Linked DNA regions of Mus musculus: all the other regions are linked to region 1. A link is a loop called in an ENCODE intact Hi-C map of the cell type or tissue named here. Cell type or tissue: heart. All regions are shown on one strand.

Region 1 (5,000 bases):
TATTTCAAGATTACTTGTGCAGTTTAATAAACACTTTTAGCTGAGGTTTTAAAATGCCGAGTGTAACATAAAACATAAGCATCGGAAAAAAAAAAGATTCAAATAATAAATTATATATCTTCATTTTCACCGGGCAGTGTACTGCCCTTTACCCTATGCAAAAAGTTAGGCTTTTATCAGCCTGCTCGAGAAACTATGCTAATCTCACTTACTAGACTACTTCAGAGGACACCGGCCAAAGACCAACAAACAGATCACATCAACAATCCTTAGTTATTAATAAGAAAGCACTTTTCTTATGGTAAAGAAGAATATCCCACCCAAGGCCTCCTCCCACATAGATAAGGATCTTAAGAAAACAACTAAAATCTTAGGCAGAGACACAGAAATATCAAGAACTAAGACAATAGTTTTCTTCCCTTCTAGTAAGTCAGATTTTAAATGCCATCACATGTGCACAGCTTGCTTTAATACTTCTCTGAAGCTTAGATCACATGGGAGGGCGCTTCAGCCTGTCACAAGGCTGCAATGTGACAAGCTGAGCTGGATGGAGGCTCTCACATAAAGCCTAGTCAACAGGGGCCTCTGAAATCAGCTTCTATTTATATCTCAGAGCCTGCCAACTCCTACACAACCCCAAGAACTAACGATGCAGCATTCACATATCTCACATAACAAAATGCAATTAATGCCTCCAAGTTTTTCTAATGCAGGATCAGAGAACAGCCTCACCTTCAATCCACAATACCCAAGCAGAATAAATCATAAAGTAAATTGTGAATATTAAAAGTGGGGCAAGGGGAGAGTAAGTAGGCACAATAAGTAGGAGAAAGAATGGAAGCACAAATACTCTTTACAGTTACTATAACTATAGGGTTTTTGTTAGTTTAGATATACTGTATTGTCCTTACATTGGGGCTGGGGCGGGGGTGGTGCAAAACAAGTTGTTAAAAACTTTGTCATCCATAAACCCTTTCCCGCATAGCTAGAATGCTCTGTTTTGTTTAAATTCACGCTTTTTCTTTCTTAGCTCATAGCTTAAAACAAACCTCACTGGACTAAAAATGATTTTCCAACTCAAAATCTGAAATGAATGAAGTTTTCTTTTAAAGTATGGAATAGCTGTTTCAGGTGCATACCATGGTTCAAAATGGCAATGGTTCAAAATGGCAAGATCACTCCCTAACCTCGAGGTCAGACCCGAACTCTAAACTCTAATGTGCTACTAAGCCTGACCTTGTGCAAGTCCTTAGTCTCCAGATTTCAGACACCTCTGCCAAACAGTCAAATAGTTTTTTTTTTCTAAGAGCTTCTTTCCATACTTAATACCGGTTCCAGCCACAAAACAATTTAGAACAACTAAAAGAAATCCCTTATTTTGGGGCGAGACACTTCAAAAACAAACTTGAAATGTAAAAGTGAAATATTTTCAGCAGTTGAATAATGAAATCTCACCTAAAAAAATCAAAATAAGATAAAATTAATTACTATCTTACTATTCCCTTGATTACTAAATACCGATTTTAAGAAAGGAGGCTCTGACCTATATATTATTTTCTTCTAATTATCTCAGGTAATATTCTTAGGCAGCTCCAATCGACAGTTAGCTTATAATACCTTCCCTCAGAATACAACTACACGGAGTGCACGGAAAGCAAGCAAAATGTCAACTTCACAAATGTTCACGTAGGAAAGAAACAAAGGGAGAGGCGCTCGACTTGCTTCCATGCAAAGGATTTTGAGGGAGAAGCTTAACCGCATTGGAAAAAACTAAAAACCCTCCGGGAGAAGAGCCGTCAGTCCCGGTTCCAGCGATTTCGACCGAGTTCGGGACCCAGAGGCCCCCCACCCCCCTCGCAGCGCAGGCCGCGCTCCGGGAAGCCCGGTAGGGCCTGCTCCAAAAACCACTGAGTCATGCACTCGACGGTCCCTCGCCGGAACAACTCGGCTGTGCAGGGAGCCAGGCGCGGCAGTAGCCGCCTCTGCCATTGTCTATCCTGTCGGTCGGTCGGCCGGCCGGCACCCGGCGCCGCGGCACGCCGGGCATTGTCCCGTCCAGCCCGCTGGCCCGGCCGGGCCCGTCTTTGTGCTCGCCGATCGGGCGTGCTCCCGCCCCCGCGCCGTCCCGGCTCGCGCCACTTACCCTGCGGGGGCCCGGATGCACTAGCGAGCTGGCGCGCGACGCCGGGCGGTGGGCCGGGCTGAGGCCTCCGGGAAGGGCTGGCTAGCGGCCGCCGCGGGCCGGAGCGGAGCGGAGCGCAGGCGGAGCTGCGCTGGCGCCGCGGAGGCCTCCTTTGTTCGTGCAGAAGCGCCGAGGCGGCCGAGCCCCGCCGCAGCTCGGGTGGGAGGGCGGCGGGGGAGGAGAAGAACCGCAGGCCGCGGGGCTAGCGCCGCTCCAGGCGCCCGGCCGCCGGCACCTCACGCCTCCACAGCGACGTCCCGGCCGAGTGAGGAGGCGCGCGGAGAGGCCTGAGCGCCGACGGGGCCCGAGGACTGCGCTCTTCGGGCTTCCGCGTTCGCCAGAGACTCTGCGCGACTCCGGGCAGCGAGCGGACGCCTGACCAGATGCACACCGCTCAGCGATCCCGACGACTGACGCTCTGGCTCTGACCGGCGCTCGGGATCTGAGGGAAAGGGCGGCGGGGGCGGGGCCTGTGCGTCAGCGAAAACCCGGTCGGCACGCCCGCGGCGCGATGACGTCGCGGGACGAGGCCCCGCCCCTGACCTGCAGGCACTAGCCGGGGGCGGGGCCGCACTTGGGGGCGGGGCGAGTCCGGAGGCTGCGGTCACCGTCGCCCAGTCACCCTCCGGCCCGCGGGGCCCTGGGTGGAGCTGCTGCGGCGGGTCCACGGAGGCAGCGCTTCTATTTTTAACCCTATTGTCCGCCCTCAGCCACCCACACCAGCCCAGTTTCTCACGCTTCGTCCCCAGCTCCGCCGGGGTCCCCTCCCCGCGGGACGGGAAGGCACGGCCCGGAGGAGGCTGGCAGGGTTCCGGGTGTCGCCGCAGCTCCGCCTGCCACCGCCCAAGGTCGCGGTGCGCTGCCAGCTCTGAGCTAGGACCGCCCACCAGCCCCAGCCCCGCGCCGCCGTTCTGAACTGTTAAGCCAGCCTATAGAAACCCCTGGAAATTTACTATTCCAGTGAAGCACGGAGAACCCTGACAAGCCTGATGAGATGGAGCAAGAGGGACAAACAAGCCGGACCCCAGGCAAGGGCAAGGTGCTGGGTACCTGCCCAGAGCACGAACAGAAGAAGCTTTCTGCTGGTCTCTCCGTGGGTTCTGGTCACAAAATGTCTCTGCCGAAATCCATAAGGGCTACTACCTTAGCTACAAATATGCACTTAGGGTCCTTCACTTCGGGTATTTAAGAACCGTAGGCCTTGAAGGGCTACCTTAACGGCATTTATGCACTTAGGGTCCTTCATTTCGGGTATTTAAAAACCCTAGGCCTATCTCTAAGGTACCCTAGGGTTGGCCTTGACTGGGACACACGAACCTCATTTCTAGATTTTGTATTTGTGATATTGTGGAAGTAGTGTGGGGGAGGGGTGCTGCCCTGATGCTCCAAATCTAACTGCTCCCTGCACAGCAAGTGGACTAACCGGTACATAATACATTTTAAAAACCTATTTCGGGGTTATATTGCTATGGTCAAGTAATGTATTTCAGACTTAGTTTGGGTCATTTGTCCTAGGATCTTTGGGATTTATTTCTGTAAACTAGTAAATAATAAAACTAACTGCTACCATTTACCAGCCATTTCAGTGTCATCTATTTTTCATTTAGGGTCTCCTTATTTATCACAGCAGTTTACTGAGAAAAATGCCCTCCCTGTCCATTTGTCAGGGTAAGGCAGTCATGATGAAGGATGCTCTTGCCTGAAGCGCTAGAGACTAATGGAAACCGTAATTATGAGGATAAAAATAACTTCAGAGATTTTTTTTAAATAGAGCATACCTTATTGTCTGTCTCTTTTTATTCTTCCATTTTAAAAAGAAGAGCTTTATAATTTATCTTGTCCAATTTAAACAACAAAGTCATTTTAAAATCAAGCTGTTGATGCTAACAAAACTTATCAATAGTGTAAGTTAAAATTGACAAGTAATACAAATCCGAGTAATTTAAAATCAGTATATTGTCTACATGTATTAATGCATTTATGGTGACCACATGGTAATATTGACACATAAACAAACAGATAAAATTGTATGCAGTGTGACAAGAGTTTTAAGAAAGAAAGAGAAGCCTCAGCTCCAGCCGTCTCTACTAGGAGCTGTTCTGATAAGCTTATTAAAGAGAGAGTTTGGTTTGTTTTGAGATGGTCTCTTTGTGTGGCCCAGACTGACCTGGAACTTGCCTTTTAGACCAAGCTGGCCTTGAACTCACAGAGACCTGCCTACGTCTAGTTAGTAAAGGCACAAGCAGAGTCTGTTAAGGAATGGAACATCACAGACAGAGATTGAGAGATCAAGAGATTAAAGAGGACCAATAACCCCATGTCAATATTTTGGGAGGAAACGAGAAAACAAAACAAACAAACAAAAAACCCACATGCTCTAAGTCTAATGGTGACACATACACGCACCTTTAATCCCAGCACTAAGGAGGCAGAGGCAAATGGATCTCTGAGTTCAAGGCCAGCCTGGTCTACAGGGCAAGTTCCAGGACAGCCAAAGCTGCCTAGAAACCCTGTCTCAAAAAAGAAGGCAGCAGGTCGGGCAGTGGTAGCAGAGTTAGTTCCAGGACAGCCAGGGCTACACAGAAACCTTGTCTTGAAAAACCAAACTAGGAAGAAAAAAAAAAAAAATGGCTGTAGTGGTTGGTATACAGTTTTAATCTAAGCACTCAGGAGGCAGAGACAGGTAAATCTCCAGGGGTACAGCAGCCAGATGGGGAGTTCCAAACCATCCAGTTTCAGTTTACAGCTTCCTGTGTTTTCATTAAAAATGTAACTATTTTAGAAGGGTGTGGTAGCACACACACACACACACACACAC
Region 2 (5,000 bases), 100 kb before region 1:
CAAATAAAACAAAAATATGTTATAACAGGCTGTAACAAAATAGTAAAATAGTTGCCTACTGTGTACAAGGTTCTAGGTTCAATTCTAGAAACAACAACAACACATACACACACCCCCGCCCCCCCCCCACACAGATTTTACCATTTGGTCTAAGTGTAGTGTAATTGGTTAAGCAAAATATACACCAAGTTGTGAACCCTCCTTTTCCAAATGAGGAAAACCACGTCAAAAGAATAATCATGTAAGAGTTTTATGCCAATTTGGAAATGTCCATAAAATATTATATTAACATTAAGTTAAAATTCAAGTAATTTTTAAAAAAATTGTAAGTGGCTGGGCATAATGGCTCGTAAATACATTCTATCACTCAGAACACTGAGGCAGAGGAGAGTCACCAAAAGTTTGAGGCCATCCTGGTCTACATAAAGTTCCAGGTTAGCCTAAACTACAGAATGTGATCCTGTCTCAACAAACAGAAACACAAAAAATATGAACAACTTCTGGTTATTTGGGGGAAAAATTGTACAGCTTCTATCATGGAGTAATTTTCCTCAATTCATCAAATCCATAAATATCAGAAAATGTTAAATTATCCTTTAAAAATCAGTCAAAGGATAGGAGCCGTGCATTCGCAGAAGAAACGCGGTGAACTCTTTGTAAGAAATGCTGTTCATCTTTGCTAATAACAGGCGCCACTGTGGTTATAGTTCTTCAAACCCATAAAATATCAATCTTATATGTGGCCTTTCAATATAATGAATTATTTCTCTGTTGGTGACATGACCCAATTCAAGCCAGATTAGAGTATACAGAAAGGCAGGTTTATTGGGAAACCCACTCTCTGCTCACTGGTCCCAAGGACAAGACCAAGGAAGTCTCCATGAGGATAGAGACAGAGGGGACGAGGAGGAGAAAGAGAGAGGAGAGAGAAAGAGGAGAGGGGAGATAGAGGGGAGAGAGAAGGAGGAGAGGAAGGGCGGGGGAGGGAGGAAGGGGTAAGGGCAGAAGGGAGAGGGAGACAAGGGAGAGGGGTGAGAGGGGAAAAGGGTGAGAGGGCAGAGGGGAGAGAGGGAGAGGGGTGAGAGGACAAAGGGGAGGGGGGAAAGGGGACAGAAGGGAGAGGGGAGAGAAGGGAGAGAAGAGAAAGGGGGAGAGGGAAGAGGGGAGAAGGGACATAAGGGAGAGGGGAGAGGGGACAAAGCAAGAGGGGAGAGATGGAAGAGATGAAAGGGGAGAGGGGACAGAAAAGAGAGAGGACAGAAGGGAGAGGAGAGAAAGGAGAGGGGGGAGAGGGAAGAGAAGGGAGAAGAAAGAGGGGAGAGAAGGGAGAGGGAGAGGGGGAAAGGGGAGGGGAGAAAGAGAGAAAGAGAGAGAGAGATCGCTAAAATGTCTGGATTATTTATGAAAGAGACTCTTGGGGGAGGGGAAGCCTAACCCTTGGGCCTAGAAAGTTCAGGGTAGAGGGTGAAGGTTGCAAGGTAGGGACTGAGGGATGCTGGGAGAACCTGGAGGACAGGTCCCCTTTGGCATGTTAAATATGCACCTCTGCTCTTTGTCTCCGGTCTCAATCCCAATACAATATACCACAGTAATCAAACACTGTGTAGTATGTATGAAGCTAAGGGCTCAGTCCCCAGCACCCCCACCACACACACCCCACATCACATTTGCATGAAATAACTGCCCTTGTTTGTCACTACTAAGACATGGAGGGGAATAAACTGAGAAGGAGAATGTAACAGTTTTCAAAAAATGAAAGGTACTCATGTCCTCTGACTCTACAGTTTAGCTCTGGAGACTTTATTCTATATGCAAACACAAAAATATTCTTGTAATTGCTTTTACACTGTATTGAAATGGCCTGCAAGCACAGGCACAGGCACAGACAACCGGCCCTGTGGAGCTGCTTGTAATCTACTGAAGCAGGTTACTCTGCAGGAACTGAGAATTCAATGGATGTTTCACAGCCTTCTCTTTTACATTTGTAAGTATCTAAACTTTGTATTGTCTTATGTATTGCTTCTTGAAATATATGTATATATTTAAATTAAAAAATAAAACCGGCACTGGGGCAACAGCAGTGGCCAGCACGTGGACGCTGCGTCTATAAATCCGAAGCGTGTTGAATCGTCCCAAAAGTTAACGCGGGAAAGGAAGATCAAGGTCTCAGACAACAGAAGTTAAACAACTGGGTTGGATGCTAGGCCAAAGCAAATAAGGGGCATTAATAGGGCAATTAGCAAGAGTTGGTTCTAGGTTTGCAGGTTAGCTCGGAGTCCTGCAAACTTTCTCTGTAAAGAGAGTTCATACTTTGGGTTCTGTAGAGAATGTGGGAGAACCTCAGAGGGTCCCCGGCCAGCTACTCAGCTCCGTGACATCAGCACAAAAGCAGATGGAGACAATGGGGATGCGCAGTCTGAAAAAAGGTAGTTCCCCTATTTACAGAAAATAGCCATGGAAATAGAGTTAAAATATTTCTGTTAGCAATTTGCCAAATGGTTGTCTAGCTTCTACTTGCACACCTCCACTGATGGGAAACTCATTTTATCTAACTCATTTCACTATAGAGAAACATAAATTGTTAGAAGAGAATTTGCTAGCTTGAAGGAAGTATTCTATGTGAACCAGAGGCTAAGGAAAAAAATACTATTTGAAAGTGAAGGGAACTGATGTTTGCTTCAAGTTGTAAACGTGGCAATTTTCAGCAGCCTTCAGTGGAGGTGAAGATAATGTTTGACCAGTATGCCACCTAGTGGCCAAGATATGAATAGACGCACATGAAACAATGTTTTCAAAAACTCCCAAGAGCCCAGAGTGGGTGGGGTGGGGAGGCGTTCCTCAAGTCTTTTTTAATCTTTATAAAAATGTTGCTACTAGGTGGTTATTATTTGAAAATGGTGATGATTGTGAGTCTGGCAACATTGATTCCATTTTATAGGAAACAGATGGCTAAGCTCGACATTCAAAGACGGCATCCAACCTAACCTGGCTCCCCTGTGCATGCCTGCTCTGCAGTCCTTTAACACACTAAATCTGGGCTACACCTGGGGCTCACTTCAGCCGTTAGAGTTCAGCGAGAGTAATGTGCTGATTCTGGGTGTAGGCCTTTGAGAACACCTGGAAGCGTCTGCTTTTGTGCTTCTGGACGGTATAAACCATGATTTAAGAAGTCTATACGGAAAGGCTTATTATTGAAGAGGCTGCGTAGACGGCCCAGATGAGAAGGTCCATAGAGATGAATAAGTACTAGTATTGCATGGAGAGTAAGCAAAAGTGTTGAAGGAAGTGAGACAGGGTAGAGAAGGAGGGGCGGGGAGAGAGGTGGCGGCGGGGAGTGGGGAGGGCGAGAGCATTTCACTACACAGCCCTCTAGTCATCTGCAAGACACCATGCACTGAACTAGCCCAGAAGAGCATCTACACTCAGTCCTCGGAGTGACATCACATTACACACAGCTGAACTCCATCAGCCTACAGGCTCATGGGAAAGTCGCTGTTTACAAGATACTCCATTTTGAGACAGTTCTCTCCCATCTAATAGATAATCGAAATGAGAGATCCTTACGAACAGCATGGTGGGATTATTGACTTCCTGTCTCTCTGCTTCAAAAGCGCCCCTGTTTCATGGGGTCTGTGACCATATGGTGGAGCCCTTGACAGAACCTTCCTCTGACAGCTAGTAATACCAAGTTTCATCAGTAGAGGACTCCAGACAGAGGGCTCCGAGGTGGAAGGCACATTGGGGTGCTCTCACAAGGCTCCGGAATTCCCTCTAGAGCAGTGGTTCTCAACCTTCCTAGTGCTTCGACCCTTTAGTACAGTTCCACAGGCTGAGCTGACCCCCAACCATAAAATTGGTTCATAACTACTACTTCATAACTGTAATTTTGCTACTGAACTGTTACGAATCACAACGTAAGCATCTGCTATACAGGATGTCCGATTTGAAACCATGGGAAGGTTGAGAACCACTGCCTTGTCTATCACTAGGTGCACGTGGTAAAGCTTTCTCCACAGTTGTGTGCTGCGTGCTTTCTCTGCCTCTTCATTAAAGTGACAGTCATGTGGCCAAGGGTCTCAGATGCTGCGAAGCCACACTCTTGCCTCGATTTTTGTCTCCCACACCCTTTGATTAGACCAACAGTTCTAGGGGCCTGGCAATCTTTGTTCTACCCAGCAGCCTAGTGTGCCCCAGCCCAGGCTGTGTTCAGGGGAAGCTACTCTTTCTCCTGGTTCCAACGGCATCTTCAGTAGTACCGTATTTCTTCTGGGTGGGCAGCCATCAGTCTTGTCTTACTCACGACTTGATGCTATGAACTCTATCTAATCCTCATACCACTTCTCTCTGTGTCTGCTACTATTCTTAATGGATACGTAGTTTGGAAAACTATATTCTGCTTGTCTAGTGACTAGGGAACCAGATCTGACCCAAGGCAACCAAGCCAACTTCTCTGTGCAGTGAGCCCAAACCTCCTCCCTCCGCAGGACCTTAGTATCTCCCTTAGTATCATCTGGCAGGTTTTAGGTTTTACTTTCTATTTTTTCCTTGCTCTTTGAAGGCACTGAGTGGCTATGACCTGAGCTCAAACTGATCCAAAATTACAGGACTTCTTTGCATTTTAACACTGACACACTTTTTTGTTTGTTTGTTTTGAGGTTTTTGTTTGTTTAAGAATTAATTTTAGTTACATCTCTATCTTAAGTATGTGCACATGAGTGCAGGTACCCATAGAGGCCAGAAGAGGGCGCTAGATCCCTTGGAATTGGAGTTAGAGGCAGTTGTGAGTTACCTGGTGTGGCTTCAAAAGTGCTTTTAGCCGTTGAACTGTCTCTCCAGTCCCACAGATTTACCTTTATGATCACAGATAAACTATTGCTTAGCAACAAGAGATGAATAATTAATATCCTGTTAGTACTAATAAAGCATCTCTTTATACAGTCACCCATGCACAATCAGCAGTGGAGAGAATGCAAAGTCGTGTCCCATAACGCCACGGCGAT
Region 3 (5,000 bases), 96 kb after region 1:
AGAGACATACAAATATCTCTGTCTCTGGCAGGGTGGAATTAGAAGCACTCAGCACCACACCAGGCCTAAGCTTCTACTAAGCTTAACTCCAAGTGAACTGCTTAAGAATGCAAACCATATCCACAAATGTCTGGGGGTTTTTTGTTTGTTTGTTTTTGTTTTTGTTTGTCTGAGTAATATAACTGTGACTTACCTTTGTATTGGAGACATGTCTCCATTTTGTGTTTTTCTTTCTAATTTCTTAGATATCTTATATAGTGAGACCTTCACATACTGCCATGTATATGTGGCATAGATTGTTTCAGCAACATGTCTTTGGCTGATTTTCTCTTTTAATAACTTATATAGATCGCATATCTCACATGCGTATATGTATGTACACACATGCACACTTTTCTCCTTCTCATCTTTGTGGTGCTAGGAATTAAATCTGGGTGCCCAACCAGTAAAACAGACCCTCCATCCTGTTGTAGATATTCTTATGACAGAATAATCTGTAAAAATGGCTCCAACTAGTTCTTTCTTGAAAAATCTAATACAACTCATTTAACATTTTGTTTGTTTTGCCTTTGATTCTTAATCAAATCCACTGGCCTAGCCCTGGCAAACCCAACTAAGGAGTTAGCTATGGAGAAAGGAGGCTTGCTACATTGTAATATCTTTGCTTGTCTCCTGTCTGGTAAAGTCATTACATACTGAGTAATGGAGATTTTCTTGGTTTCTTTCTTTGGAAGGAATAGATGTTAGATGTCAGTTATAGCAAGATGGGCCATTGAGGCTTAGGACTCACATTGAACTATCCCCCTAGACTGCTGGCTTAGCATTGGATAAGATCAGACCTGAGGGCAGCGCAGCTGAAGAGGTGTTTCTTGTTTAAGACCATGGGCATACGAAACTTACAGTAAACAATACAGGTAATTTCTGGGTGTGGCCCTAGTTTCTTCCAGGGCTTTCGTTTCCTTCTCTATTTTTGTCAGGAGAGACAAATATGGTTCACATGGGAAACCCATTTTGCCATCCCTCCCACCCCCGTAATGAAATGGTAAATTTTTAGGACTGGATGAGCAATGTGAAGACGCTGTTCCTTCTCCAATACTAATGTGGACAATACCATGCCGTGGACTCTTGTTGAGGACTGTGTTGCTGAAATGTTGTACGATGGCTTGATCGCGTAGCCTGGCGCTAACTTGGAAATGAGCTCCACATAGACTGAAACTCCCTCCCTTCTCTTCCCCACTGCTACAGTCTTCCTTCTACCTTCCTCAGTCCTCTCCCTTTCTCTTCCTCCTCCTTGCTTTCATCCAACCTTTCTGGATTATTGGTGAAGCTGTTGTGAAGGCTGAGGTACCAGGGTGGTGTGTGCGCATGCGCTGTTGAATGAGTTCTGCCGTGCGTTAATTCTAAAAATGCTTTTTCTTCTAGGAGTTGCTGTAATCTCTTTCTCTCGCACAGAGAAAACAACTGGACTCTTTGTTGATTTGACTATTTCATCTCCGAAACGGAGGCAGGGAGGGAAAGAGGAGTGACTTAAGAAGGAATTTACAAAGGCAGACTGAGGAAATTTAATTTTAGCTTTGAGAAGTTGAAGAGATGCAAATCCCCCTCCCTATGATAAGTTCAGAGAGGTGTGTGAACTGCGTTTTGTCTCGGTGACAAGTGTGTTCCCTGATGAAGCAGCCCTGCTGAGGAGGTGGATTCGCTGGAAGTGGCTGGATGCCAAAACAGCAGCATGTCCACGTATTTTTTTTTTTTTTAATAACTAGCCAAAATCAAACTGATTCTCTGTGGACCACGTATGGTGTTGTCACTTTTCTTTCTTGTCTCTTTTGCGTCTTATCCATACCTACCATTTCGTTTATGTGTTTATTATACAAACACATATTTTCTGTGTGTTTCTATATGTGTGTGTGTCAGGAGGCAGAGGCTGGCCTTCTGTGTCTTTTACAGTGACTCTCTACCTTAATTTTTAAGACAGGGTCTCTGACCCGGAAACCTACTAATTCACATAGGCTAGTCTCTATTCCCTTTGATGTTAGGGTTATAGACACTGGTACCAGGGATCTGAGCTCAGTTCTACACGCTTGGGCAGCCAACATTTCACTTACTGACCCATCTCCCCAGCCCCTGCTACTTACTTAGTAGTCTTGAGACAGGATTATCTCATGTGTTGTATGCTGGTCTTTTTTTACCTTAGCCTCTTCTGTACCCTAAAACCAACAACAACACAGCATGTGTGTGGTGGTCAGAGGACAAATTGCATGAGTCTGTTCTTTGCCTCTGCCATTCTGGTTCCGGGCACTGAATGGAGATCATCAGAAACTTGGCCCCACTCAGTCATCTCTCCAGCTGAATTCGTCCTTATTTAAGTGTACATTTATTATAAAATTCTTTATTCACGTGGTCCCAGTTTGAACATTCTATCTCTGCCCACTTGCATAGGCTTCTACCTTGCTTGTCTACGCTGTTGCTATTCTCTTTCTCTCTTCACTGCTTCATTTCTTATGTCAAGCTTAATCATAGGCAAAATTGTGAACTCTCACTTCCCCCTAATCCTCCAAGGCCTGGATCTGATGTGCCCCACAGTTTCTGTTTTATATTCTTCATTGTTATTGTGTTCTTTTTCCATCAACAGAAGAAACAATATGACTCACTTGCCCCAGTATTATTTTTCTATGATCTCCCTCTTAATCATTGCCACAGTGTTCAGATAAATGAATGAAATGAAATGAATGAATGAATGAATGAATGAATCAAAGTGAATGTTAGGGGGAGACTTGTGGATGTTCCAGGGACCTGTCCCACGGTACTGCTTCCTCTGCCCTTTGTGGAGCATTTGAAACAGTGGGGATGAGGCTTTGAGAACCACTTTACTTCCTTTTTCTGGGCCTTGCGGAGGGTGTGTGTGTGTGCTCAGAACCTCCAGAAAGGAAGGAAACATCTGGGTAACAAATATTGAGGCAGTCAAGCTGGACCACACATCCCAGCAGCCCTGAGAGGCAGGAGGAGTAGCTAGCTGCTGGAGCAGGCTGCTTGTTTAGCTCCTCAAAAGATTTCTGCCCACAGATGTGTCTCACCCTGAGAAACTGGTAGGACTGGTTTGTAATAGCCATGATCTGTTTGGATGCAGGTGCTGTTGTCTTACAAAGAGGAGACTTAGGCGGCTAATCCAAAGAACTGACAGATGTTGCCCAGGTGTGGCGAATATCCTCTGGCACTCTGGGGGCTCTGATGACAGGGAAATTGCTCCAGGCATATTCAATGCCCTTAGATGTTCTCCACTGACTTTCAAAACTCAGGAACACCATTATAGAAAGCCGGTCCCAACCACTCAGAGGATCAATACCTTCCTTATGCGCCCCCCGCCCCACATGAACCCCCTTCTATGAGACCACACTACCTTGTAATGGGTCTTTCATCTGCCTTTCTCTTTAGTTCACGCCGGTGGTGACAGATTATGCACTTAGACTATCCGCTGAGCCGAACACATCTCCAGCCCCCAGGATGGATGCCTAGCAAATGCTTCTTGGGTGCATGAATACAAGAAGGTTATTTAGTAAAGCAGACAATGGAAAACTTATGCCATCGCAGGTCTAGACCCCAGAAGAAGCTTCAGGCAGCTACATGAAAATAAAAATTGTCTTTGAACTTAGGCTGTGTTTGAAGGCCTCTGAATTAACGGAAATCCACAAGGTTATAGAGCTGCATTATCAGTGGATGGAAGGGAAGGAGGAGAGAGAAACTGACTCACTCCTTTGAGCTGACAAAGCATACAAATCACTCCAGACAATGGAGAGAAACAAGGCACTCAGCCACGGAAGTCAGTGTGACAAAAGGGGTCTGAGCAGACGCCCTCCCTCCGGTACTGAGCTTGCCCTGTGTCTCCATGTGGATGTAAGCATCTGGACTGTGTGCCTTGTGGCCCCGATGTTGTGTCCCTCCACCTTCTTTAGGAAAATACAACCAGAGCAGAAGCACTGGAGCAGGTCCTGGCATGCACTGCTGTATGTAGGAGAGACATAGGAGGGCAGGATGGAAGTTTACAGTAGAGAGCAAAATGCCACGTTCCACCCGGAAGGGAGATGGTTTGCGAGGGATGATTTCCTTTCTCACCAATAGGTAAGTTATCTTCCCGTATTACTTGAATTTTTAAAATTACCTTCATGAATTGCTTTGATAACAGAGTAAAATGCACCTCCCAGTAGGGTAGGGATGACAGGAACAGTGGGAGGAGTAACTGATGAATGTTTGCACTTTGAAGAAAGGCTGCCTTCGAGTCTGCCCTGGCTCCAGAAGCTCTGATAGCATGAGCTGGGCAAGGGAGAGGAAAGTTTGTTCAGGATTCCTGTGTTCAGGTCTTCAGGGTCCCACCTCTGCTCAGTCAATGATGAAGTCTCCCAGCTGTGTTAACTGCCTCTCCGAACGCCTGCCACCCCGTTGCCCTTTTCATAGTCTGTGTACTTCCTGTTCAATGTCAACTTCCTCCCCAGTTGCTTTTGACTCCCTGCCCCTGACCTAAAGGATTCATAGCCAACTTCCCAGCCTTCCAGACTTGACTTGGGTCCCAGTTTTCATGTTCCCAGGTTCTTTCCTAATAGGTCCTAGATTTGGAGTTGTCCTTACACAGCCAAAAGGGGCCACAGAAAGCTGTCATAGAGTTAATTATCAACAGCATGACCCATGGGCTCTGATGGTGCACTCGGCAACTCTTAAGGCTTCTATCATCCCTGTCCTAGAAGTGTGACCTTGAACAATCATGAAAACTTCCCATGCCTTGATTTCTTTGTGCACATGGGGAAAAATCTAGTAGTGTTTACTATTCAGTAAAAGCTTAGTGTTACTATACATTCATAATAATGTTTTCTTTCTTCCTTCCTTCCTTCCTTCCTTTCTTTCTTTCTTTCTTTCTTTCTTTCTTTCTTTCTTTCTTTCTTTCTTTCTTTCTTTCTTTCCTTCTTCCTTTCTCTTGAGGCAGGGTTTTATGTAGCACAGACTGGCATATA
Region 4 (5,000 bases), 170 kb after region 1:
CACTCCTACCTTTGGCTTCTACCCAACAGAGGCTAATAGGTTCCCACACTTCCAGGAGGAACAAACAAAAAAAATGTCTTCAGGCATGGCTAAATGTTCTTCAAAAGACATGTCTTACAATTGAGAATATCAGGAGTGATGTCAGATGGAGGCAGGGGGGTCCGAAATCTTTAAAGTGCCATGTCAATGCCATTGGGGTGGCAGAAGATTGGAGGCCCTTAACGGGGTGGGAGACAGGGAGAGCCGAGGGAAATTTAGGGAGTGAGATGGGGCTGCATCTCCGTGCCTGAGCAGCGGGTAACCTGGGGGAGACCTGAAGGCCCGGCAGGTGAGGGGAAGGACAGAAGAACGAGGTACTGGGAATGAGCGATGTCAGGCTAAAGACAGGGGTGAGAATCTGCAGAAGTCTGAGACAGCTTAGGACATTAAAGACACTCAAGGCAGGGAAGGGCAATCAGTCAGTTCTTCTGCAGTGTAAACTGAGAAGGGTGAGCAGGCTCAAGCAGGAACCCTGAGCCAGAGATAACACAGTGCTTCACAGCCCAAGGTCAGTCCTCTATCCCCGAGGACAGTGAGCTTGCCACTATTCACTCCCTTCCCTCCAGGTCACTGAACACCACACCACACCCCCCCCCCCAACACACACACACACAAACACACACACACTGTCCTTGATCCTGATGATTGTAGACGTGACATATTTTACTTCTTCACTGATTGCAGAAACCAGTGGAGACTTTGCAAAACATCACACACCTTTCTCTTGGGATTTGGGGCACCCGTACTTAAAAGGAAGCATAGACTTTGAAAATGGAGGGGGGCGGGGGGTTAGCAATATATTTAATCTGAAATCATTCCGACAAACAAATACACCAACAAACCGAACCAAGCAAGCAAGCAAGTAAAACAAACAAAAACCAAAAGCAAGCAAGCCGTTTTAAGGATAAATATTGTCATCTGTCTGACTCTCTTGACTGTAGTAAGCTTCTGTTTAATGTTTAGCTTAGTTCCTGGTTAGGCAGGAGGAGTTTGCCCAGTGTTTATTGGATCACTATGCTTACTTTGTTAATAATGGCAACAACACTTCTGGAGGGCATAATAATCCACCATAAACTGTGTAAGGAGGTGAGCTCATGTGATCATTATAACAACCGGAGCTCAAAAGAAAAAAAAAATTAATTGTTTGCCTGTTACACATTTTATCTTACCCTTAACCCATTATTCTGCCTTGCTTTCTGTCCCTCCCATGAAAGCAAATTGATAAAAAATTATTTCCTATCTCATGTGTTTAGTCTCACTGTAGGTGAGATTTAAAAAAAATCACAACTGATAGATGGAAAGTGTGGTTACATATTTTCAATTTTTTTTAATCCTGCAATTACAGACTAGCAATAGAGCGCGTGCCCTTCCAGGTGCAAGCTTGCTTTTGCAAGTTAGGAAACATGGCCACCTGGCTGTTTGGTGCAGAGCCGAGGTCAAACCTAGGACGCTACCTTCATACACTGTGGTGATCGCAGAGACACACACAGGTTAATGTTTATGCCTGTTGACTCAGTGTCTCGAAGGACACGCCACCAAATCTTCACAGCCAGGCCCTTGACTGTGGTGTATTCTCTCCTTTAGCTTGTCTTATGTAGAAGGATGCGTCAGCTGAAGGCTGACTTCAAGGGCAGAAGAAATAGCATAGTCGAGCAGAACAGCATGTGTGCTCGCCTCTTCTTCCATGGCTGTACTTGGCAATACTATCCAGGTGTCCACGTCCAAATATAATACCTTGTTTTTCTTTTTCCGCTGAAGAGGAAACAAAGTCCTAAGAGGCTAAATGTTGCATGGGACTTTGTTAGCCAATTCAACATCTGTTTGCATCTTTAAAAAAAAATGACTCATATCTATTCCTTATAAGTAGGGCAGGAGGGCAGCTGGAATTTCCCAGCTCACTCTGTGTCACTGCTTCCTGCTGCTCTTTGTCCTCCCAGGCATATTTTATTGGCAAAAAGAAAAAAAAAAAAAGAAAAAAAAAAAAGAAACAAACACTGTACTACCTCGGGGCAGCTGCCTGCGCTGACTCACGCCTCTTCTGTTTGTGTTGGGAAAGCTGCGGGCAAAGCAAGGACCTTCCTTTAATTACAGTGTGAATAACCAAATGCATTCTGAAACTTTGTTACTCAATAGCTCACCCAGAAGGAACACTGATGGTATCCAGCCAATCAAAGGCCATCTGCCGACTACAATCGGAGCTTGTCACTGATGGCAAGACCCAGTGGGTGGATCATCACCAAAAGAAGGAAAAACATAGTATGAGTTGTGTTTCTATCTTAAAACAAAACAAAAGAAAACAACCCCAAACTGATCAAACAAAACCCCCATTCCTCCTCACATGTCCTCAACCAAAGCTGAGCATCTATTGGCTTGATTTATTCCTGAAACTTGAAAACCTATGTACTCAATTTGGAAGGAGGAAGGCAAAGGGGGTGTGTGGGAGTGGGGACAGACAGAGACAGACAGACAGAAAAAGAGAGACAGAGAAGGGAGGGGAGAGAGAGTGGGGGAGCAGGATCTACAAAATGGTAACATTGAACACCGGAAGAAGAAGAAGAGAGGACCTTGTGAAGATCTAGTCAATTCTCCTGACTGGGGTTCTCATTTTAGGACTCAATTTAACACACTGCCCTGCTCAACCTTTATTGTTTCATTTCCTATGCAACTTGTCTTAGACAGTGGCTTTGTTCTGATGTCTTTAATACATTCCAGTGATTCTCTATGTCAAACAGAGAAGGGGTGGGGCAAAAAAAAAACAAAAAAACAAAAAAACCCCAAAACAAAAAACAAAAAAAAAACCCTCAATGGATACAATTAAACTACCTCTACATGTTCAGATTTTTAAGATCCTACTTAATTGAGCAAGCTCTGTTTTGCAAAACTTAATCTACAAGAGAAGAAATAAAAATTTAAGTCAGTAAGATTAACTTCTCAGTTCATTCGTTTACTTTTAAATGTTGTATTCTGACCCAAAGCATTTCCCCATCCCTCCTGGGTGCTTTAGAAGAAAGTAAATCAGGCGTCTAAACCCAGAAACAAACTCCCGTGGAAAACCAAACCAAATCACGATAAAAACAAGACCAAAGAGAATAACAATAACAAAACTTTCAAATAGCCAGCATGCTTCTAGTTAAGCCAGCAAGGCCTCCGGGTGGGCAGACACAGGTACCCATGGACATTGCGGGTGAAGAGGTCTTCTCTTCTCTTCCTGGTTGTGTCCTGCCCACAGTGTAACCCTAAGCAAACACCCAGCACAGGCCATGGAGAGAAGCTGAGTCAGGCCTTGGCGATGGGCCTAATATCACATTTGAAGTGGGTTTTCTTAAGCACTGGATGAGCAGATTTACCCCTGGGGGTCTTCCCTTGACCCCTAGCTGGTCTTCCTCTTGAGAGCGAGGCTAGACTGTGGCTCCAAAGTCTCCCAACTTAAGAGTCCAGCCCAAGGTGCTCCGTTGCTTGTCCTTGGGTTCTACTGATTTAAAAAACAAAGATCTTCTCAAACCTTGCTTAAAATGGAACCTTCTGGATTCTATCTCCAGACACTACCCCTGTAGCAGCCCTGTGGTGGGGCCCAGGCATCCACCCCGAAACCACAGGTTGATATTCTGGCATTTCCTGGTTTGGCTCTGATCCTTTGGGGTTGTTTACCAGCCCAGCGTGCGCGAGAGCTGCAGCCTTTCCTCAGCCCTCCCCCATGCCAGTGACTCACTCCTGGGGTGGTTACTAGTGCCACTCTGGGCATTGAGGAGACTGCCTGCTCCCTTGATGCCTGCTGGCTTTACTGTTTGTTCCCTCCTTGACTTGTCATAGGAGAGTATGTTATTGTTCCTCTTGCTCCTGCTATCAGACTACAAGGACCAGTGTGGTTTGCATCACAGAAGGGGCGTGCCCTTGGTATTTTCCTGTTCTATCTACTGTACTCAGGTTCTATTATCACGTGATGGGGCGGGGTGGTACTGTGGCCTCCAATAGAACCTTGTGACCTCAAATACCCGCAGATGGTCCCCTCACTTGTTTTCTGAGTCATGAAGGAACCATCCGTTGATACAATCCGACAGTACTCCCGTTTTCTTCCACTTCTTGCTCTATCGGAATTCTGGGCAGCTCTTTCAAAGACTAAAAGTTTGTAGCTGCCTCAGATTATATATTGGAATCCTAGTCCCACAGAGGTGGTGTTAACAGATAAAGTCTATGGAAGGAAGCTAGGATAGGAGTGTGGAGTCCACATTCATGGAATTAATGTCCTTATAATCAAGGCCCTGGAGAACTAGTGACCTCTTGCACCATGAGAGGACACAGAGGAGGAGCCATCTATGACAAAGCAGGCTTCTTTAGAAATCAGTCTGCTAAGTGAACATCCTATCTTCCAGAACTGTGAGAAACAAGAATTGTTCCCCCCCCCCCAAAGCTATCTAGTGTATGGTCTTTTATAAGACATATAACTTATCCTTCTGATGGTTCTACATATGAGGACCTCAACCACTGACATCCATCTACCCACATTCCTGGGTATCTGAGGTAGCTGGGGGTTGTTGCAGTTTGAATGTGAAATGCCTATTGCCAGCAGTTGGTAACACTGTTTTGTAAGAAGGTTATGGAGTCCTTAAGAGAGGGAGCTTCACCAAAGGAATTACATCACTAGGTGTGGGACTTGACCTTGTAAGGGAATAGTCTAGGCTCAGGAAGCCCCAAGACCACGTTCTCTGCACAGTGGAGATTTATTTGCCCCAGAGGGACAAAGGCAGAGAATAAGAGACAAAGACAGGAGATAAAGGTCAAGGAAACAGGAGAAGGGAACAAGGGAGAGGAGGCAGGGGTATGTCCTGGATTGGGTCAGAGGACTACCTCTGGCTAGAGAGGAGACAGACACACAAGCAAAGGGCAGTTTATAAATGTAAAGGGGGAAACGCTGTGTTAGAATGAGGTGTTTAATTTTAACTGTACAGGCTAAGGGGCTTTTG
Region 5 (5,000 bases), 480 kb before region 1:
CAACAGTGCTTACAACAAGGCATTGTGGAGGTAAAGGTATGAGGATTAGAATTTCAAGGTCAACCCCAACTACATAATGAGAGGCCAGTCTAAAGTCCTCCCTCTCTTCAAACAAAAAGCTTCCAACAAGAAACGTTTAATGTCTCAACTAAAAACTAATTTTACTTCCTCAACTATCTTATCTATTTCCTCTTAAGAGGCCAAGAGATGTCAAAAGTATAACTGAAAATGAATTTATATCTAAAAACTAGTAATGCAGACTCTCTTGAGAAGCCCACACATAGGTGTGTCCTACTCCTTCCCAGCTTCTGGTTCTACTAACTCCTGGGCTTAAATCTGAGTAAACCCCATCTTCAGAACCTATAACTCTGCGAGAGAGAGAGAGAGAGAGAGAGAGAGAGAGAGAGAGAGAGAGAGAGAGAGAGAGACAGAGAGAGAGAGAGAGAGAGAGAGAGAGACAGAGACAGAGACAGAGAGTGAGAAAGACAGACAGACAGACTGACAGACAGAGATACAGAGAGACAAAGAGATCTAGAGAAAGAGATAGATAAAAAGAAGTCTTTTCATCTCTTGAAATAACTCTGGTTCTGTTATTGTTGGTTATGCGCTGACTTGACTGTAAAGTGTTTTTTTTTTTTTTATGCTTGATTTGAACCTTAAGCTGTTGAATATAAATTTGACTACAAATTATTTAAAAAATAAATACTGTCTATGGTTTAGAATGATAATAAAAGTGGCTGGGGCTATGGCTCAATAGAAGAGGACCTTTCCAGCATGTGCAAGGACCTGAGTTTGCTCCTTAGCACCATAAAGGCAGATAAAGGGCTGGAGAGATGGTTCAGTGGTAAGGAGTACTGGTTGTTCTTCCGGAACACCTGGGTTCAATTCCTAACACCCATGTCAGCTTACAACTGTCTATAACTCCAGTTACAGAGGATCTGACATCCTCCTACAGATATACATGCAGGCAAAACACCAATGCACATAAAATAAAAATAATAGTTTTTTAAAGATAGATAGATAGATAGATAGATAGATAGATAGATAGATAGATAGATGGATGGATGGATGGATGGATGGATGGATGGATGGATGGATGGATGGTTGGATGGATGGATGGATGGATGGATAGATAGATAGATAGATAGATAGATAGATAGATAGATAGATAGATAGATAGATAGATAGATAGATACACAGACAGACAGACAGACAGAAACATATAAAATGAAAACTCTGAGCCAGGTGAGGTAGCACATACCTTTAATTTCAACACTCAGGAGGCAGACTCAGGCAGATCGCTAAGTTCCAAGGCAGCTTGGTCTACAAAGTGAATTCCCAGGATAGCCAGGGATACACAGAGAAACCCCATCTCAAAAAAAGAAAAGAAGGAAAGAGAGAGAGAGAAAAAAAAAACCTGAGCTACACTGTCAAATAACGTGTGTTAGTTGCTATTTAAAAATTGTAAGTATTAAATAAGAAGATGCTGCACATCAGATATTCACGATTTTTAGTCAAAATCAGCTGTGGTACAACCCCATCCATCCCTCAGGAGGCAGGAGAAGTATAAACTGTAGCTCTCCCAGAGCTGTGTAGTGAGTTCCAGGCCAGGAAGCCAACGCTTGTGTGACACATCTTCAAAGAAACAGATCAAGGTTAAAAAAACAAAAGCCAAGTTCAAGCCTCAGGGAAGGTTATGAATACATAAGAGCACAGTTGTCTACGTTCTTTGGCACTTTTCTGTTACAAATATGCCTTTTTCACTGAGAATGTCATATGAGCATATAGCATTTTGACATAATCCCTCCTTTCCCCTCGTCCCCTCCCCTTCAATATCTTTCCTGTCCCTTCCTACCCCAACTATTCCCTCACAGTTTCTTGTTTTTGTTTTTCCCCCACTAAGTCCACTTAGTTTTGCCTGTTGGTGATTGGGTGTAGGACCATCTGCTGGAGCGTGGATAGCCTCTCAGGGACCACTTCTCAGCAGATAACTATCTCTGCTTCTCACAACATCCATCAGTTGCCTGGCTCCTGGGTTGGTTGTGGGATTGCCTAACCACCTCCCTATCCATGCAGAGAATTCGTCTAGCTGCACCTTGTACGTGCAGTTACAGCCAGTGTGACTCCCCCAGGTCCAGAAATCACTGATTGGCTCTAGCCATCTGCTGCCCCTGGATCTTGCAATCTTTTGTCCCCTCTTCCTGGATGATCCCTTAGCACTGGGAGCCAAGCATGTACTACAGCTGTCTCCTTGAGGCAGAGCACTCCAAAGTCAACTACTGTCTGCACACTGACCAGTTGTGAGCTCTGTACTCATCATCATCTACCACAAAAAATAAGTTTCTTGGATGAGGGTTAAGAGATGTGCTATCTGGTAAGCGTTTGGGAGCTCATTTAATGCTACTTAGCTAAACACAAAGTAGTAGGTTTATTTAATGACTTGGGTTCATTTCCAATAAAATATCTTGGATGTCATGAGTTTTGCATCATCAACACACTAGGAGAATTCTTTTGAAAAGTGTTTTATGATTATTGTTAAACTTCATAAATGATTAAACTTTATTCATCACATATTAAATTCCCAGAAGGGAATTATTGTATCTCATATTGCCATGCAAACTTGCATCATTAAACTGTAGATTAATGTATACTATTTTTTGTTTTGTTTTGTTTTTTTCCAGACAGGGTTTCTCTCTGTAACCCTGGCTGTCCTGGAACTCACTCTGTAGACCAGGCTGGTCTTGAACTCAGAAATCCATCTGCCTCTGCCTCCAGAGTGCTGGGATTAAAGGCGTGCGCCACCACTGCTCGGCTTACTATTTTCTACCTATGATTCAAGTAACTAGTATAGGAAACAGACAAATAAAAGCTATCAGGAAAATATTTGCTACTATAAGGATATGATTTAGTGAATGCTCAGCTAGCAGCTATTTTTCCTAGGAATTGCTCCACTCTACCAGCAGAGGGCGCCCTGTGCACACAGGGCCAGCAGCTAAAGTTCATTAGCATCTTACCTCTTGGCTGTCTCTGAAATGAATGTGAATGCAGGCAGTGTGTGGAGATCAAAGCTACTTGGCCTGTTCCTACACAATTCTGTGGAACGTCAAGATTTTGTAAGACATCTCTCAACATCAGTCTAAGAGGGCCTGAGTACACCCTTGGTCCAAATGAGAACCCAGACTGTAATTATAGTTAATGGCCGTTTGGGGACATTTCTATCAATGTCCAATGATGAGTGAGGGACATGTTAGCAGAAATAAGGTCGTTCTGTTTCTCTTCTGCTAGACCAACTCTACCATCACTTTGTATAAACAAAATCACGTTGAATTTGGAATCTTAGATTTGGGTTTTGGTTTTTCTTGGAGCAGAGCCTCTCCATATAGCCCAGGCTGGTTTCACAGACCTCTTCCTCCATCTCCTAAGGAGGATCTCATTCATCCTTGGCATTTATTACACATGTTCAATGTAAGAGTTATTCATATATATATTTTCCATTTTCTCTCTCCACAAAAGGTAGTTCTTGGAAAGGGAAAATAGAGAAAGACTATTCTAGATACTTACAGAATAAGTAACGATGGGCTGGGTAGAGAGCTCAGTAGTTAAGGACATTGGCTGCTCTTGCAGAGGATCCAAGTTAGGGTTCCAGCATACCCCCAAACTGCTTACAACCCACTGTAACTCCAGGGCATCTAGTGTTCTCTGGTGGAACATGCCCGCACGAGCACACACACCCCATAGTCACACATATTGCATAACCAAAATTATTTTAAAAAATCTTTTTAAAATGAAAAATAAAGAAATGACATCAATATCTCACACTATCAAGAAGAAGAAGAAGGAGGGGGGAGGGGGAGGAGGAGGGGGAGGGGGAGGAGGAGGAGGAAGGGAACTACAGCTGTAAAGAGACACTTTTCAAAACGGTGTTTGCCTCTCTCTTTGTTAGCCCTGTCAACAGCAAATTATTAGCCAGATTTGACATTCTCTGCCTTGACTGCATTACAGAAAATCAGAAATAGAATCAGACACCCCTTGACCTGGAAGGCACTGACAACTGCTTCGTTTTTTCCCAGAGGACCAAGACCCTGTGAGGGTGGAGTATTGAGATGGTCTGATTGACTGCTAAGCTGGCATCAGAATCCAGATCCATTAACCCAGCCCACCTTGTCTGTCATGACATGTGGCCTTGAGCTAGACCTTTAGCTATTACACTGACGTTAGAGTAAAGTCTGTCTTAACTCAAGAATAGCCACAATATCAAAACAAAAATATGATTATTTAAGACCAGTGACAGAGCAAGTGCTTACTTCGCCTGTGTTAGGCACAAAACCCAACGTTATGACCCCATGAGGAGCCTGAAGAGGCTAAGGCAGGAGGATCCTAGACTTCAGGTCAGCCTGGGCAGTTACAGTTTGACACCAAATTTGAACCTTTCTATTCTTTGCTTTTCCCATTTAATTCATACGTAGAAACTTTCAATGTAGACAATATTATATCAAATGATGTGTTTTAGTTGCAAACACTTTTTCTCTAATTAATATTATTATGACATATGATGGTATTGGGGGGCAGCAGGAGAGGGTACCTGGTGGGCCCATGCCAAGATGCCCCCTGAGAAATCACACCAAGCAACTGACCTAGTATAATGGAGGTTTACTAGAGACAAGGAGGGCAGTTAGGGCCTAGAGAAGGAGAAGGAGTAGAGGCAGACAGATGGGAGCGGAGCAATGGGAACAGAGAAGGGGGAACAGGGAAGGGCAGAAGTGAGGGGGGGCAGGAACACATGAGAATAGAGAGAGGGAACCAGATGGCAAGCAGTTCTTTTATATGCTGTCCATACCTGGCAGCAGCGGGTAATGTCAGCAGATGATGGCATAAGCTGTTGCCAGGTCCCTGGGAGGAGCCTAGCAGAATCACCTATAAGCAAACAGATACACTTAAAAATTCAGAAATATGGCTCATGTAATTTTGTAAAAGTTACTTTTGTTGGTAATAAGGGAAAT
Region 6 (5,000 bases), 220 kb after region 1:
GTGGCGATATTTATGAAGTAAGGGAAATGGGTTTGCTTTCTGTAGAAAGATTGGACCAGGTTGGGTAGAATCTCCGTTAAGATGTCAAAGCAGGGCCCGAGGTGTATATAGTTCAGAAGGCAGAGTGCTTACATAGTGTGGGCAAGGCTTGGATTTGATATTAGCACTCTATTCCCATAGCGCTCCTCTTTCATCCCATTGTATGTCAAAGGAAGTTGTATGAAATCACCCTTAGAAAGCAATTCTGATGGATGTAGCAGTAGGAAACAAATCTTATTTCCATAGAGCAAGAGCTTTGGCCACAGCAACAGCCAACGACTGCATTTGTTATGAGATTGATGAAAAGGGTGAAACCATTCTTAAGCTCCAAGAGGTCCCCTAAGAAGTCAGATGGTCTCAGCTGGATACCTCCCCCATGTCCTCTTCTCCCATCTTCCTTGTCTGTCTTTCCTCCCCTTTCTTGTTCTCCCCTTTCCTTCTCTCCCCTCTCTATCTTCTCAGACCTCCTCTTTACTGCTCCATCTTCCTCTCTATTAAGTGCTCAGGGTCCCTTTTATCAATAAGTAGAGACTCTTACAGGAGTCACTGTGCTAACAGTTAGGTGTCAAGACAAATCAGTTACTCTGCCCCGCCCTCCACCACCCAGCACCAGAATGGCCCTTTGGACTTTGCCTGGATCCTCCTGGCTCCCATTTCTGCCTGCACTGTCCACTGTCCTCCACTTGCCCTGATTGGCCTTACTATTCTTTGTTTGTTTGTTTTTTTGTTTTTTGTTTTGTTTTGTTTTTCGAGACAGGGTTTCTCTGTGTAGCCCTGGCTGTCCTGGAACTCACTTTGTAGTCCAGGCTGGCCTCGAACTCAGAAATACGCCTGCCTCTGCCTCCCAAGTGCTGGGATTAAAGGCGTGCGCCACCACTGTCTGACTTTACTATTCTTTAATATGGACAATTGGTTTGCTTTTTTTCTCTCTCTCTCTCCTTCTTATTGACATTATCCTCCAAGACCTACTTTGTTTTGCTTCTCTTCAGAGTGTAATCCAGGGATAAGCAATTATTGCTCATTCACTGGTTTAGGTCACAGCATGAGGCTGATGCCTCTAACTGCTCCTTTTCCAACAATATCTCTGTCCCTGTCTCTCCTATGGAAACTTCTGGAGCTACCGGTCTTCCAGCCCTTTGGAGGCTCACATTTAGGTTAACTGATTTGTAATTCTCCAACCTCTCTGTGAGTTCATAGGGAAAGCTGGCACACCTTATTCAAGAGCCAGAGTTCTACGGCCCACTGGGATGAAGTCAAAACTCAGGATACTTGTGTTCACCGGAGAAACTGATCTATCAATGATGGCAGGGACTGGCAAGGACAGTGTGCAACGCTGCCATTTCCACTCAATTAGGAAGATCATTCTGTGAAGGCCCAAGTTTCTGGGGCGTCCTGATTGAGGTCAGCAAACCTGTGGGGAGAGCAGCTTCCTGGCTAAGCTGTGAGCCAAATATCTTCAGCTTTATGGGAGGAACTAGGTTAACTCTTGCCAAACTGGTTCACCAGGAACAATGACTAAGCAGTTTCATTTTATTTTATTTTTGTATGTCTGGGACTAGATGATCTCAGCTATGAACACATTTACAACCTGGAGTTTCAAGGGAGAGGAGTATTGACTTGCAATGCAAACAAGGGAGCCAAGTTATGGCCTCTCAGGCAGCCAGCGTAACTGCTGCTGTTTGATGCTATACTCGGTCTTTACCTCCTTCCATTTAACTTTTCTTCTTCCTGTAGGGTTTTGGGGATGCTGTCTTCTCTTTAGCACTAGTAACTTCTCTTCGCCATGGTCCATGTCTATTTTGTGTGTAAGTGTCTGTTCATGTATGGGCTCATGCCTGCATGTGTGCATTTCCTAATCTTGCCGCAGCAAGGTGGAGAATCCCAAACAGGCATACTCATGACATCCTATCTTTCTATTAATCTCACCAGAGACTAAAAGCAATTGACAAAGGAGCAGGCTTCCTAGGTCTCCTTTCCAGACTGCGTCTGAAGCTGAGTGACCTGTCTTCAGGCAGGAAGTGTCTTTTTGGAGTCTGAACATGCCTGCGTTCTCAGAGCTGCTTTTGGTGGCAGATCCAGGCAGCAGCAGGTCAGGCCTAAGGGCAGCAGTGACCTAGCTTGCCGTCAGGCCGGGTTTCCTGTGCTGAGTTGGGAGGGATGATCCAAGGGCAGTTATGGAAATGGAGCTTTTCACTAGGGACACTTGTGAAAATACTAAATATGTTTTACACTTCCCTGGGTAAGGTCAGAACGTATAATCTATGCCATTGCTTGTGTTGACTACTGAGCCTGTGTTATCCTGAACCTTCTTCGTCTTGTCTAGAATTCTGAGAAACACAACTTCAGTGGTGCCGGAGGTCTGTGGTAAGAAGCTGGGGATGGGCCTCTCAGAATAGAAAGCGCCTCCTCCTATGTAGTTCCTGTCCAAACTGGCTGCTTCATATTCTTCCGGCTTCCATCACTGTGATTAGCTTGGGAGAAGCAGTTTGAATTGGGGACTTTTTTGAGGATCTGTGGCTTCTGGAATTTCCCTAGTCCCTTTATTTTTCCTTATTCTTAACCTGCTGGAAAAAAAAATCAACACTAGCCAACCATTTCATCACAGAGATGAACTATTTCTACAAAGAGGTTATGAATATGTGTGGATATATTTGTATATGTGTGTGTGTATGTATTATGGGTATACATACCTACATATGTGTGTATAAATAATGTATACATGTGAATCACATGTATGTTCATATATGTATGTATACATATATTCTAGTATATTTACACATATAGGCAATATAAATACTTATTCACATTGGACTCTCCCATCTTATTCACAAGTGTTTCTCTTATGTCTTCAAACTTTACTCTTGCCCCTAATTTAAAACATATTCTTTCTGGTTCTCTACTAGACCCTTTTGGTCCCTACCATGTAAGACTCTAACTTGGAAATCTCAGATTCACATCTCCAAGTCACCTGGGCTTCAGTGGGACTGACATCAGAATCACATGGCTCTAAGCAAGTCCTATAAATACCATTCGGACCTTTTACTTCGTGATGGGTCCAGTACACTCATGTATAACACTGGCTCCCCAGATAATGGCTGCCCACACAAGGTTGAAAACCTCCACTGTAAAATTGGACTCATGGCTTTCTCCTGGGCCATGACTCCATGGGTCCTACCTCTGAAATTGGAACAGATGAAAATAGAAGTATATGCCAGGTTCTATTGTGTTCTAAGTACTATACGCATATTGATTTATTTACTCTCCAGGACAGTCATATCTCTTTAATTCAGGGATGAGGCTAACAAGATTCAAGGAGCCCAGGTCATTCTCCAAAGGGGGCACAGCTAAGAAAGAGCCATGAGGAGGCCATGGTCCATGCCTGTGGCCAAGTAGATACACTGTGCTTATCTTAGCAGAAAAGCAAATGCCTGGAACATCACAGTCCTACCCAATCAATTTCACTTGGTATGGACTCCAGTGTCCATTATCTGGCTTTGTAAGTGCTCGGAGATATCCCAAATTGCCCAGAGGTCAAGCAGCATAAAAACAGTGTGCCGTGAATTCCTTACTATATTGTCTTGTTTATTTTTTTATTTGTTTACTCGGAAGAATTGTCTCATTTCTTTCCAAGAAACTCTGCTACATTCTCACTGTATGACCTTATCCAGATCTTTCTCACCCAGTAGTTTCAAAACTTAGGTCTTTGTCATTTCCAGGCAGGGAATCCAGTCTAACTCCATTTTTGCCCTTTCTTCCCTATGTCTTTTTCTCTCCTTCCTTTTTGCACTTACAACACTGAAGACAGCAACATCAAGCTCTTCTAATCCTGGGAGTGGCTCTGTGTGTGTGTGTGTGTGTGTGTGTGTGTGTGTGTGTGTGTGTCTGTGTGTGTGTCTGTGTGTGTGTCTGTGTGTGTGTGTATGTGTATCCAACTCCTGCCTACAGTTTTACTTTACATTTGGATACAATAACCTCCCCCCTAAGTTACTTACTTAGCATTAAATGCATTCTCTTCACAGTGAGAGTGACTTCTGAGTCTGAAACTACTGATAACATGGCACATCCTCAAAACTACAATCTCATTCAGGGTTGGAGCATATCCAAGTCAAACCAGAGATACTCCCATGATGCTCTGCCTTCACTCAGGCTTACAAGGGGGAGGGATCATTTTCTGCTGACTATTCTCTGTCTTCTCCACATATACAGAACATCCAGATTGTTCAAGAAATGTTTGATTACCTAATAAAACAGCTTGCTTCTTCCCCAAAATATATTTGACACTATTTAAGATGCATTGGGAAACCTAAGTGTCTTCCAATACCTTCATCAATAATGCATAATGGGGCACTGGAGAGATGACTTAGCAGTTAAGAGAACTGACTGCTCTTCTGAAGGTCCTGAGTTCAAATCCCAGCAACCACATGGCGGCTCACAACCATCTGTAATGGGATCTGATGCTCTTTTTTGGAGTGTCTGAAGACAGCTACAGTGTACTTACATATAATTAAAAATCTTTTTTAAAAATGATGCATAATGACCAGTAAAATATAAGCATCTTTGAGTTCAGCATGCACACAGCCATCTCGGATGGCTACTTCTTCTCTGTCAAATAGAATCAAGGTCCAGAGAAAGCTGACAGGAAATCTTTAGTTTAGGGGTCTTTATTTTTCTTCAGTTTTGTACAGTTTCCCAAATTGGGGCTTTGTTTCCTAATGCTACTGCTCCCTATAATATTTCATGGGTAAATTTTAGAGTTTTCCCAGACCCGGGCATTTCTCATGTTATTCTGTTCAATGGCTGCCTCCTGGGCTTGCGTCCTAACTAGAGCTGCAGTTAGTATATGAGATGCATGGAATCTATATTTATCTTTTACTCTCTTTTCTAAAGGGATCCTCACTGGCAGAGCTCTGCTAGCTCTGGGTACTCTTGGGTCAGCCATGTCACTGACGGTCAGGATTCAA

The links. A loop is a pair of places that touch in the nucleus more often than their neighbours do. Peaks named below come from ENCODE experiments on the same cell type or tissue, not always from the same donor. Only the 100,000 strongest peaks of a DNase experiment are listed, where the experiment ranks them.
Region 2: it touches region 1 in a loop (2.1-fold over the local background); 5 of 42 quality-filtered maps call a loop at or near these places.
Region 3: a loop joins it to region 1, with 4 times the contacts of the local background. A loop is called at or near these places in 4 of 42 quality-filtered maps.
Region 4: it touches region 1 in a loop (2.4-fold over the local background); 7 of 42 quality-filtered maps call a loop at or near these places.
Region 5: it touches region 1 in a loop (2.8-fold over the local background); 2 of 42 quality-filtered maps call a loop at or near these places.
Region 6: a loop joins it to region 1, with 2.9 times the contacts of the local background. A loop is called at or near these places in 2 of 42 quality-filtered maps.

The regions. Positions count from the first base shown.
Region 1 is chr19:21,269,886-21,274,885 of GRCm38, reverse strand. It overlaps Zfand5 (zinc finger, AN1-type domain 5), which reads right to left and starts at 2,608. Exons shown (of 6, transcript NM_009551.5): 1 at 2,144-2,608. LOC115489044 reads right to left here and starts at 3,428. Exons shown (of 2, transcript XM_030251153.1): 1 at 3,396-3,428; 2 at 2,144-3,111. The coding sequence starts at 3,428. The coding sequence ends at 2,419. RefSeq lists an enhancer at 43-802. In heart, no CTCF peak of the experiment used is centred here; DNase peaks (open chromatin) are centred at 525, 2,035 and 2,675; H3K4me3 peaks cover 3,828 bases; H3K27ac peaks cover 3,756 bases.
Region 2 is chr19:21,371,283-21,376,282 of GRCm38, reverse strand. No RefSeq gene overlaps it. Among named protein-coding and RNA genes, the nearest start is that of Gda, 99 kb to the left of the region's middle. In heart, CTCF peaks have their summits at 2,757 (motif pointing left), 3,692 and 4,722 (motif pointing right); no DNase peak of the experiment used is centred here.
Region 3 is chr19:21,173,677-21,178,676 of GRCm38, reverse strand. Gm45918 (a long non-coding RNA gene) reads left to right here. Exons shown (of 9, transcript XR_877753.3): 5 at 3,433-4,116. Among named protein-coding and RNA genes, the nearest start is that of Gm45918, 35 kb to the left of the region's middle. In heart, no CTCF peak of the experiment used is centred here; a DNase peak (open chromatin) is centred at 2,996; H3K4me3 peaks cover 345 bases.
Region 4 is chr19:21,103,501-21,108,500 of GRCm38, reverse strand. 4930554I06Rik (RIKEN cDNA 4930554I06 gene) reads right to left here and starts at 3,791. Exons shown (of 2, transcript NR_126458.1): 1 at 3,749-3,791; 2 at 2,963-3,508. In heart, no CTCF peak of the experiment used is centred here; DNase peaks (open chromatin) are centred at 2,110 and 3,740.
Region 5 is chr19:21,745,565-21,750,564 of GRCm38, reverse strand. No RefSeq gene overlaps it. Among named protein-coding and RNA genes, the nearest start is that of Gm41818, 24 kb to the right of the region's middle. In heart, a CTCF peak has its summit at 2,962 (motif pointing right); no DNase peak of the experiment used is centred here.
Region 6 is chr19:21,048,629-21,053,628 of GRCm38, reverse strand. No RefSeq gene overlaps it. Among named protein-coding and RNA genes, the nearest start is that of 4930554I06Rik, 54 kb to the left of the region's middle. In heart, no CTCF peak of the experiment used is centred here; DNase peaks (open chromatin) are centred at 2,108 and 2,438; H3K27ac peaks cover 395 bases.